2 separate regions of the Homo sapiens genome follow, and region 2 is linked to region 1. A link is an interaction called in ENCODE POLR2A ChIA-PET data of the cell type or tissue named here. Cell type or tissue: K562. All regions are shown on one strand. Each heading gives the region's core, and the rest is flanking DNA. Links, peaks and the distances in the headings are about the cores only.

What was found. ChIA-PET counts read pairs that join two places held together with the same protein. Peaks named below come from ENCODE experiments on the same cell type or tissue, not always from the same donor. Only the 100,000 strongest peaks of a DNase experiment are listed, where the experiment ranks them.
Region 2: POLR2A ChIA-PET joins it to region 1 with 6 read pairs; 5 of 35 experiments call an interaction of 5 or more read pairs at or near these places.

Annotation. Positions count from the first base shown.
Region 1 is chr19:50,770,429-50,775,795 of GRCh38, reverse strand. GPR32 (G protein-coupled receptor 32) reads right to left here and starts at 5,332. Exons shown (of 1, transcript NM_001506.2): 1 at 4,064-5,332. The coding sequence starts at 5,195. The coding sequence ends at 4,125. In K562, for the core only: no CTCF peak of the experiment used is centred there; a DNase peak (open chromatin) is centred at 3,195.
Region 2 is chr19:50,661,414-50,666,780 of GRCh38, reverse strand. SHANK1 (SH3 and multiple ankyrin repeat domains 1) reads left to right here. Exons shown (of 24, transcript NM_016148.5): 23 at 1-589; 24 at 4,099-5,367. The coding sequence ends at 4,816. Among named protein-coding and RNA genes, the nearest start is that of C19orf81, 15 kb to the right of the region's middle. RefSeq lists enhancers at 3,699-4,356, 4,357-5,015. In K562, for the core only: a CTCF peak has its summit at 3,154; a DNase peak (open chromatin) is centred at 3,174.

The DNA.
Region 1 (5,367 bases), core at 291-5,290:
GGAGAGAGAGACCGACAAAATGTGAGGATGGACAAATATCAGCATTGATATATTTAATTGAAATATATTGGCCAGGGTGGGGAGACTCACGCCTGTAATCCCAGCACTTTGGGAGGCCGAGGCGGGTGGATCACCTGAGGCCAAGAGTTTGAGACCAGCCTGGCCAGCATAGAGAAACCCCATCTCTACTAAAAATACAAAAAAAAAAAAAATTAGCCAGATGAGGTGGCACATGCCTGTAATCCCAGCTACTAGGGAGGCTGAGGCAGGAGAATCACTTGAACCCGGGAGGCGGAGGTTGCAGTGAGCTGAGATCGCACCACTACACTCCTGCCTGAATGACAGAGGGAGACTCCATCTCAGAAAACAAAACAAAACAAAACAAAACAAAAGTTATCTTTAAAGGAGATGGAGGACTGACTGAGAGGGCGAGGAGGTGGGAGGGGAGCCCTGGGGTGGCCACATTGTTTTATGGCTGGGTTGCCTGGTTGTTCACTTAGTGATAAATCAAACAAATTCCCCCCATTCTATTTTCTTTATGTATTGTTCAGAATGTGTGTTTTATTGAATAATTTTCAAAGTTTCAAAAATATCATTGCATCAAATTCAAAGCAACTCATCAGTAGGGGATTAGGGAACACTACTTCCGTGCACAGTATATACATATAAGGGAATACTTAGCCACCACCATTGAAAAGTCATGTGCTAGATATCTTATGTATTGCCGTCCCAAAGGTATACTCTTTGGAAAATACTCACGATGTAGAATCATAGCTATGGCATGCTCTATTTGTGTTGAAAGTGCTTATGCACTGGGAGCGGTGGCTCACGCCTATAATCCCAGGCACTTTGGGAAGCCAAGGCGGGCAGACCACCTGAGGTCAGGAGTTCAAGACCAGCCTGGTCAACATGGTGAAACCCTGTCTCTACAAAAATACAAAAGTTAGCTGGACATGATGGTGGGTGTCTGTAATCCCAGCTACTCGGGAGGCTGAGGCAGGAGAATCACTTGAACCCCGGGAGGCGGAGGCTGCGGTGAGCCGAGATCTCACTGCTGCACTCCAGCCTAGGCAACAGAGAAAGACTCTGTCTCAAAAAAAAAAAAAAAAAAAAAGAAAGAAAGAAAGTGCTTATGCATGGGTTGGATACACAAAAAACTGGTAACAGTTTTCTCGTGAGAAAAAGTAACAATGGAGGATTTGGAATGAAAGGGAGGACTATTTCTCATCACTTTCAAGTTTTTTTTTTTAAATAATACTTTCCCCAGTTTATTTATTTTTAATCAGATCCACTAGTCAACAGAATAGGTAGGTCTCTCTCTCTCTCTCTCTCTCTCTCTCTTTCTGTGTGTGTGTGTGTGTGTGACAGAGAGAGAGAGAGAGAGTTAGAGAGAGAGACTCACTGTGTCACCCAGGCTGGAGTGCAGTGGCACGATCTCAGCTCATTGCAACCTCCACAGCCCAGGCTTAAGTGATCCTCCTATCTCAGACTCCCACGTAGCCAGTACTACAGGCATGCGTCACCATGCCAATCTCTTGTACAGATGGGGTGTCATCATGTTGCCCAGGCTGGTCTCGAATTCCTGGGCTCAAGCAATCCTCCCCGCTCAGCCTCCCACAGGAGTTAATTTTTTTAAGGTGCGTCTGTGTTTCCTGGCACTCAGTCACTGTGTCATTTAATCTCCTCATCCAGAAGATGGAAACACTTGCTTCTATTTTATAGACTTGGGGCAACCGAGGCTCTGAGAGGTGGAGTTCTCAGGGCAAGTCAGAGCTGCTGCTTTTTTTTTTTTTCTTTTACATTTCTTTTATTTTCTTTTTCTTTCTTTCTTTTTTTTTTTTTTTTTGAGACAGAGTCTCAGTCACACAGCCTGGAGTGCAGTGATGAGATCTTGCCTCACTGCAACCTCTGTCTCCCAGGTTCAAGCGATTCTCCTGCCTCAGTCTCCCAAGTAGCTGGGATTACAGGTGTCTGCCACCATGCCCGGCTAATTTTTGTATGTTTACTAGAGACATAGCTCTTATCATCCTGCAGGCTGGCTTTTTCGTGTGATGGTTGGGGAGGGTTCCAAGAGTAAGGAAAGTATGAGGGGGAGGCTCAGAACTCTGCACAAGGTGACTAGCACTCAAGCTACTGGTCAAAAAGCAAGTCACGAGCCTGGCTTAGATTCAAGGTGTGAGGAAAGGACTCCACCCCTTGATGGGAAAATCTAAAGAGTGACATTGCTAAGGAGCACGCATGCAGGAAGGTATGCAGAACGGGGGCCATTTGTGTAATCTGCCACAGCAGCCCTGATGCAAAGCTACCGTGTCCCCCGGGAGTCCCTAGGCCAGCCCTGAGATGCTTACACCCAGGTTGTGAAAGGGGAGGTTTCAAATCCCAGCTCATTGAAGCCACTGTTATTTTGTGTCTCTCCTGCAACAGCTGAATCTACCCCTTAACTATTAATTATGCTGCCAACCTCTGGAACTTGTGTGAAGTGACTTGATAAATTTCCTTATTGTTGAAGCCAGTTGGAGTCAGGTTTTCTGTTACTTAAAACACCCCAAAACCAAACTGATGCATGTAAAGAATAGTCCTTTCTGGGGATTGAAGTCCCAGTGGTCCCTGGTCACAACAGGCCATTCCCTTGGCTCTAGGTCGAGGCAAAAGAAAAATGTCATGCAATCCAGAAGCTGTCACACCACTTGCTCATGATTCAAAGAAGTAGTTCTGCCCAGGTGTGGTGGCTCATGCCTGTAATTCCAGCACTTTGGGAGGCTGAAGCGGGCAGATCATTCAAGGTCAGGATTTTGAGACCGGCCTGGCCAACATGGAGAAACCCCATCTCTACTGAAAATACAAAATTAGCCTGGCATGGGGTGGCACATGCCAGCTACTCAGGAGGCTGAGGTGAGAGGACCACTTGAGCCTGGGAGATTGAGGTGGCAGTGAGTTGTGATCACACCACTGCACTCCAGCCTGAGCAACAGAGCAAGACCCTATCAGAAAAAAAAAAAAAACTTATATTTTTAAGCCTCTAAACATGGAAGGTTTTTGTTACACAGCAAAAGGTAACTGATACATCTGCATTCCGGACAATAGAAAGGGGGAAATGGGGAAATGGAGGGCAGACCCCTTCCATTTAAGGGGCCCTTGAAGGAAGTTACATTGATTGCTGCCTCTTACATCCTATTGGTCAGAAAGCAGTCACATGGTTGTACCTACATGCAAAGGATACTGGGAAATGTAGTCTTTCCTTTTTTCTAGTTAAGCACCGTGCCTCATTAGAACACAGGAGTTTTACTACCAAAAAAGGGGAGGCCAGGTGCTGTGGCTCACACCTGTAATCCCAGTAGTTTTGGGAGCCGAGGCTGGAGGATCACTTGAACTCAGGAGTTTGAGACCACTCTGGGCAACATGATGAAACCCCGTGTCTACAAATTACCCAGGTAGCACATGCCTATAGTCCCAGGTACTAGGCAGGGTGAGGGGAGGTGGGGGGTGGGGCGTGGGGAGTCCTGAGGCAGGAGAATGGCTTGAGCCCTGAAGGTCAAGGCTGCAGTGAGCCGAGATTTTGCCACTGCGCTCCAGCCTGGGTGACAAAATCAGACCCTGTCTTTAAAAAATTTTTAAAAAAAAGAAAAAGAGAGGGAAAGAATGGGCCAGGTGCAGTGGCTCACGCCTGTAATCCTAGCCCTTTGGGAGGCCGAGGCAGGCGGATCACAAGGTCAGGAGATTGAGACCATCCTGGCCAACGTGGTTAAACCCCGTCTCTACTAAAAAATATACAAAAATTATCTGGGCGTGGTGGCACGTGCCTGTAATCCCAGCTACTCGGGAGGCTGAGGCAGAATTGCTTGAACCAGAAAGTCAGAGGTTGCAGTGAGCCGAGATCGCGCCACTGCAGTCCAGCCTGGTGACAGAGCAAGACTCTATCTCAAAAAAAAAAGGGGGGGGGGGCGGGGAAGAATGGACACTGGGGAGTAAGTAGCTGTCTCTACCACAGAGCTTTAGATGAGGGGTTGCTGGAAGACTTCCTGAAAGAAGAGGCAGGATTTGGCAGGGTTTTAGAAGCCAGTCAAGGTAAGAGGCCACAAGCAAACTAAGAAGGACGGCTTCCAGCTTCCAGCTGAAGTCTTCCATCATTCCCGGGGGGCGTTGCCACGGGGACAGGATGACAGAAACTCCTCCTCTCCAAACGCCCTCGCCAGGGCAGAAGTCAAAGACTGGAAAAACTTTTCTTGGAAATCTCTGCCAACGAAGACGTAGAGGAAGGGGTTGAGGCTGCTGTTGACACAGCCCAAGGCAAAGCTAGCCTGGAGGATGAGCAGCATCCGGGGGTGGTAGATTTCCTTGAGCATCACCCGTCGCCACAGATGGACCAACAGCACCACGTTAAACGGGGACCAGAAGATAAAGAAAGCGCTCACCAGCACCAGCAGCAGCCTCTTGGGCCGGTTGGCATGGACCCAGCCCTCCCGCAAGAGCTTGGCCCGGATGAGGTGGGCGCAGGTGCCTATGATTGCTAAGGGCCCCAGGAAGCCCAGCAGGAAGTGGCCAATGGTCCCTATAATGTGTCCCTCCACGACCCCTTCAATCCAAATCTGGGCAGTCTCATTGTCAGAGTTGAACGCCAAGTAGCAGTGCGTACAGCCATTCCATTTTCTGGTTGTCCGGAATTTCAGGTGCGCAGAGCACAAGGCGGCGGCCAGGAGCCACACCCCAAAGGCCAGCCAGCTCGCCCGCTGCACAGTGCGGTGGTTCAGGGCCCAGACGGGGTAGAGGACAGAGATGCAACGGTCCACAGAGATGAAGACAAGGAGGCAGTTACTGGCAAAGTAGCTGAGGAACACAAAGGTGATGTAGAGTTTGCAGGCCCACTCTCCGAGGAGCCACTGCCTGGAGACAATATAGTACATGGCAATGGGCAGAGACAGTGAGAGCATGAAATCGGCAAGGGCCAGGTGGAAGAAGCAGACGGTGGAGACCGTGCGTGCCATACGGAAGACAGTCATCCACAGCACCAGCCCATTGCCCAGCACTCCGACGACAATGGACGCAGACAGGATAACCACAGTCAGTGGGCGGAGGGACCCCACCTCCTCAGACAGGCATCCGGAAGAGTTCATCTTCCTGGAACAAGAGCGATCACGTGTCAGGACCCCAGGTTGCCTGTCACTGCAGCCTCTGGTCCCCTCCGAGACCCCATTCATGATTTCTCCATTCCATAATTTTTATGGAATGCTTATTATTATTATTCTTTTAGAGACAGCGTCATGCTCTGTCACCCAGGCTGGAGTGCAAAGGTACAATCACAGATCACTGCAGCCTCCACCTCCTAGGCTCAAGAGATCCTCCCCCCTCAGCCTCCTGGAGTAGCTGGGA
Region 2 (5,367 bases), core at 142-5,141, 110 kb after region 1:
CCTATGTGGCCTACCTGGACGGCCAGGCCTTTGGGGGCAGCAGTACTCCCGGCCCGCCATACCCTCCTCAGCTCATGACTCCCTCTAAGCTCCGGGGCCGGGCGCTAGGAGCCAGCGGAGGCCTGCGGCCTGGCCCCAGCGGGGGACTCCGAGACCCTGTTACCCCCACCAGCCCCACCGTCTCGGTGACAGGGGCTGGAACCGATGGGCTGCTGGCCCTGCGTGCTTGTTCAGGACCCCCCACGGCAGGCGTGGCGGGGGGTCCGGTGGCTGTAGAGCCAGAAGTCCCACCGGTGCCCTTGCCGACGGCCTCCTCTCTGCCCCGGAAGCTGCTGCCCTGGGAGGAGGGCCCGGGCCCACCGCCACCACCTCTGCCCGGGCCCTTGGCCCAGCCTCAGGCCTCAGCCTTGGCCACAGTAAAAGCCAGCATCATCAGTGAACTCAGCTCCAAGCTTCAGCAGTTTGGGGGCTCCTCGGCAGCTGGCGGCGCTCTGCCCTGGGCCCGAGGAGGCAGTGGGGGAGGCGGAGACAGCCACCACGGGGGAGCCAGCTATGTCCCCGAGAGGACCTCCTCCCTGCAGCGGCAGAGGTAAGCGGGGGCTGGTGGCCAACAAGGGAGGCCAGAGGTGTTGATGGCATGGCTGTGTCCCTTTAGGGTCTCAGGGTGGCAGAAAGGAAACAGAAACCAGGTTGGCAGGAGTTTGCTGTCACAGAAGCATGCTTTCACAAATATTTTCTTTTTCTTTTTTTTTTTTTCTTTTCTTTTCTTGAGAGGGAGTTTCACTCTTGTTGCCCAGGCTGGAGTGCAATGGCGTGATCTCGGCTCACCACAACCTCTGCCTCCCGGGTTCAAGCGATTCTCCTGCCTCAGCCTCCCATGCCACCACACCCAGCTAATTTTGTATTTTTAGTAGAGATGGGGTTTCTCCATGTTGGTCAGGCTGGTCTCGAACTCCCAACCTCAGGTGATCCATCCGCCTTGGCCTCCCAAAGTGCTGGGATTACAGGCATGAGCCAACATGCCTGGCTTTTTTTTTTTTTTTAGAAACAGGGTCTCACTCTGTCACCCGGCTGGAGTGCAGTGGTGTAATCATAGCTCACTTGCAGCCTCAAACTCCTGGGCTCAAGCAATCCTCTGGGACTATAGGTGCACGCCACTATGCCTGGCCAATTTTTCTTTTCTTCTTCTTTTTTTTTTTTTTTTTTTTTTTTTTGAGACAGAGTCTCACTCTATTGCCCAGGCTGGAGTGCAGTGGTACAATCTCAGCTCACTGCAACTTCTGCCTCCCAGGTTCAAACGATTCTCCAGCCTCAGCCTCCTGAGTAGCTGCGATTACAGGTGCCCGCCACCATGCCCGGCAAATTTTTGTATTTTTAGTAGAGATGAGGGGTTTTGCCACGTGGGCCAGGCTGGTCTTGAACTCCTGACCTAAGGTGATTCATCCCACCTCGGTCTCCCAAAGTGCTGAGATTCCACACATGAGCCAGCATGCCTGGCCCTGGCCATTTTTTCTTTAACTTTTTGTAGAGACAAGCTACGTTGACCAGGCTAGTTTCAAACTCCTGGGCTTAAGTGATCCTCCTGCCTTGACCTCCCAAAGTGTGATTACAGGTGTAAGCCACTGGGTCCAGCCTTTAAATTTCCATTTATTTCAGTAGCTTCTGTTGTCTCTGCCCATCACCATCACAACCTACATCCCATGATGAACAAAAAGTTATTAACAGGCTGGGCGTGGTGGTTCACGCCTGTAATCCCAGCACTTTGGGAGGCTGAGGCGGGTGGATCATGAGGTCAGAAGATCGAGACCATCCTGGCTAACACGGTGAAACCCCATCTCTACTAAAAAAAATACAAAAAATTAGCCGGTCATGGTGGTGGGCACCTGTAGTCCTAGCTCCTCAGTAGGCTGAGGCAGGAGAATAACTTGAACCCGGGAGGCCGAGGTTGCAGTGAGCCAAGATTGCACCACTGTGCTCCAGCCTGGGTGACAGAGTGAGACTCCGTCTCAAAAAAAAAAAGTTATTAACAAAGGAGACTGGAGTGAGACCTGCTTATGTTTGTTTCCTTGGTGAGCTGCCACTTCTTTCTGACAGTCCCTGAAATCTGTGAGTCCCTTGAAGCCAGTGTGGTTCAAGACAGGATGCAGTTATAGGTGTGGTTCTAGAGCCCACCTTCTCAGCTTCCAGTCCCAACCCTGCACTTTCTACCTGGGTGATCTTAGGCAAATGAATCCACCTCTCTGTAGAAGTGGAATGGCCTAGTGCCAGCCCAAAGAGTTTTTGAGAGGATTTAGTGTGTGCCATTGTTGTAACATGGGATGGGGGAAGAGGGGGCCTCGAACAAGAGCCCAGCAACTTCTACGTGGGGAAATACGGGATGATGCAGATGCTTCCCAGAGCAGCCAGTCAGCTGCATCGTCGCAGAATTCGAGCCCATTCAAGACCTTCTAGTCCTAGAGAAAGTAGAGTTACATTTCTGCTTCAGATACACAGAGGGTTGGGAGCAGGTTTTAAATATCCTTGTCCATCTACAGAGTTCACTTGAATTCTGTTTGAAGGTCTGCTATCCAAATGTGTCTGACCTTCAAATGTGGGTTCAGGGAGTGTATATTTGGGGCAACTTAAATCTATGCTCCCAGGTTGAAAAAAAAAAAAAAAGAAAGAAAAGAAAAAGGAGGCTGGGCACAGTGGCCTGCCTCTGTAGTCCCAGCTACTCAGGAGGCTGAGGTGGGTGGATCACTTGAGCCTGGAAGGTTGAGGCTGCAGTGAGCTGATATGACACCAAGGCACTGCAGCCTGGGGAACAAAGTGAGACCCTGTCTTAAAAAAAAAAAAAAAAAGAGAGAGAGAGAGAGAAAGAAAAGAAAAAGGAAGTGTATATTATTAGAGCAACTTGAATCAATGCTCCTACGCTGTAAAAATAAACAAACAAATGTGGGTTTATTAGGCCTTTAAGAACTGAATGCAATTCCTTGACTATTCTTAAGTATTCTGGTTAGAGAAGAGGATTTTTTTTTTCTTTTCTTTTTTTTTTTTTCCACTGCTTGTAGCAGCAACAGGAAGGATGCTTAATTCAGTCAACAATTGCATTAATTATTGACTCATGACCTATGTGTGCAGAGTGCCCTTCTGGGTGATGGGATCCCCTGCTGGACAGGACAGGCAAAGACTGTGCAACTCCACAGGGCTCATAGTCTAGGGACATAGGAGTGGGGGCGGGGCAGTAAACAAAATAATTGCAACCATCCTACAAAAAAAGCTACCACAATGGGATGGGTGGAGAAGGTCTCTCATGTAACAGGCAAGGTGGGCAGAGTAATGAAAGTGGAGAGGGAGCAGCTGCCCAGGGCAAGAGTGAGCCAGGCAGGGGGAGCAGCCAGTTCAAAGGCCCTGAGGTGGGACAGTGCTGGAGGGGAGGGAACGAAAGGGATGAGGGGAACCTTTTTCTCCCCTTGTTTCTTCTCTCTTTCATCTCCCTCTCTTCATCTCTCTCTCTCTGTGTCCCCTGTCCCTTCCATCTCTCTCCCCTGGATGCTCACCCTCTTTTTGTCTCTCTCTCACTGTCTCCCCATCTTTCACTCTGCTACGACTGGCCATAACCTGAAAGGCAGTATAGAATAGTGGTGAAGAGCTCAGACTTTGGTGCCATATAACCGGGCTCTGCCACTTCCTGTGTGTCCTTAGGCAAGTTATTTAACCTCTCTGTGCTGATAATAATAGTAACCTGCATCAGGGCTGTCGTGGGGATTAAACTGAGATGCAATCATGTAAAGCACTTAGAACAATGCCTGGCACACGTGAGCATCAGTAAGCGGTGACGATTATTATTATTATCACTTAATGTCTCTTTTTCTTTCATCTCTCTTAACTGTCGCCCTCTCCCTGTCCTCTCATCTTTCTCTCCCTTCATTTCTTTCCTCGACGGCCGGCCGTCTTACCCCTTGCTCCCTCCATTTCTTCCCGTCTCTCCTCCGTCTCTCCCCCTACCCTTATGTCTCTCCTCCTCTCTCCCTATATCTTGACCTCTGCCTCTTTCTCACCCCTGCCCTTGCCCCCTAAATCCCTGTCCTCCCCCACTGCCCCCTTGTCACATTCCAGACTCTCCGACGACTCCCAGTCCTCACTCCTCTCCAAGCCTGTCAGCAGCCTGTTTCAGAACTGGCCCAAACCACCTCTGCCGCCACTCCCCACCGGAACAGGGGTCTCCCCTACAGCCGCTGCGGCCCCAGGGGCCACCTCACCCTCAGCCTCCTCCTCCTCCACGTCCACCCGCCACCTCCAGGGCGTGGAGTTCGAGATGCGGCCCCCTCTGCTCCGCCGGGCCCCCAGCCCCTCGCTGCTGCCCGCCTCGGAGCACAAGGTCAGCCCTGCGCCCAGGCCCTCGTCCCTGCCCATCCTGCCTTCCGGACCCCTCTACCCAGGCCTCTTTGACATCCGTGGCTCCCCAACTGGAGGGGCAGGAGGCTCGGCTGACCCCTTCGCCCCAGTCTTTGTGCCGCCACACCCGGGGATATCCGGGGGGCTCGGGGGAGCCTTGTCAGGGGCCTCGCGCTCCCTCTCACCGACCCGCCTGCTCTCGCTGCCCCCGGACAAGCCGTTTGGCGCTAAACCTCTGGGGTTCTGGACCAAGTTCGACGTGGCTGATTGGCTGGAGTGGCTGGGTTTGGCGGAGCACCGAGCCCAGTTCCTGGACCACGAGATCGATGGCTCCCACCTGCCCGCCTTGACCAAGGAGGACTACGTCGATCTAGGTGTGACCAGGGTGGGCCACCGCATGAACATCGACCGGGCTCTCAAATTCTTCCTGGAGAGGTGATGGCTGGCCTGGACGGACCAGCCCCGTCCACAGAACTCTTGAGCCTGCTGGCCTCTTGACCTCTGACCCCTGACTGTCATTCTCTCCCCGGGCCAGGGACTCTGTTCAAACTGCGCCCTGCCCTCATCTCCCAAGGCCAGAGGTCACCAGGTGGCCCAATCCAGGCCGGACATTTGCACCTCACTGAAGGGGGGCAGCTGACACAAGAGTGTGTGTGTGTGTGTGAAGCGGGGAGCGGAGGGGGGATAGGAGAAATTACAGAGGGGAATTGAGAAGGAGGGAAGGGCCTATTCTGGGGGGAGGGGATAGACAGAGCCATAGAGGGTCAGCCCTGAGCCCGATTGGATGGGGACTGTCCCCCAGGCCGCAGGGGAAGGGGGTGCCCTCGGATTCCACCACCTGCCACCCCTCTAACAACCCTTCCCACTCTCTCCAGGCCCCTCAGCTCTCCCCCCTTCCCCTCTCCCCAGCACACACAGCTGCCCCCCTCAGCCTCTTGCACGCTCCGTTGCACGCCTGCTCACCTCTCTCCCCTCCCGTCCCCGGGCTGC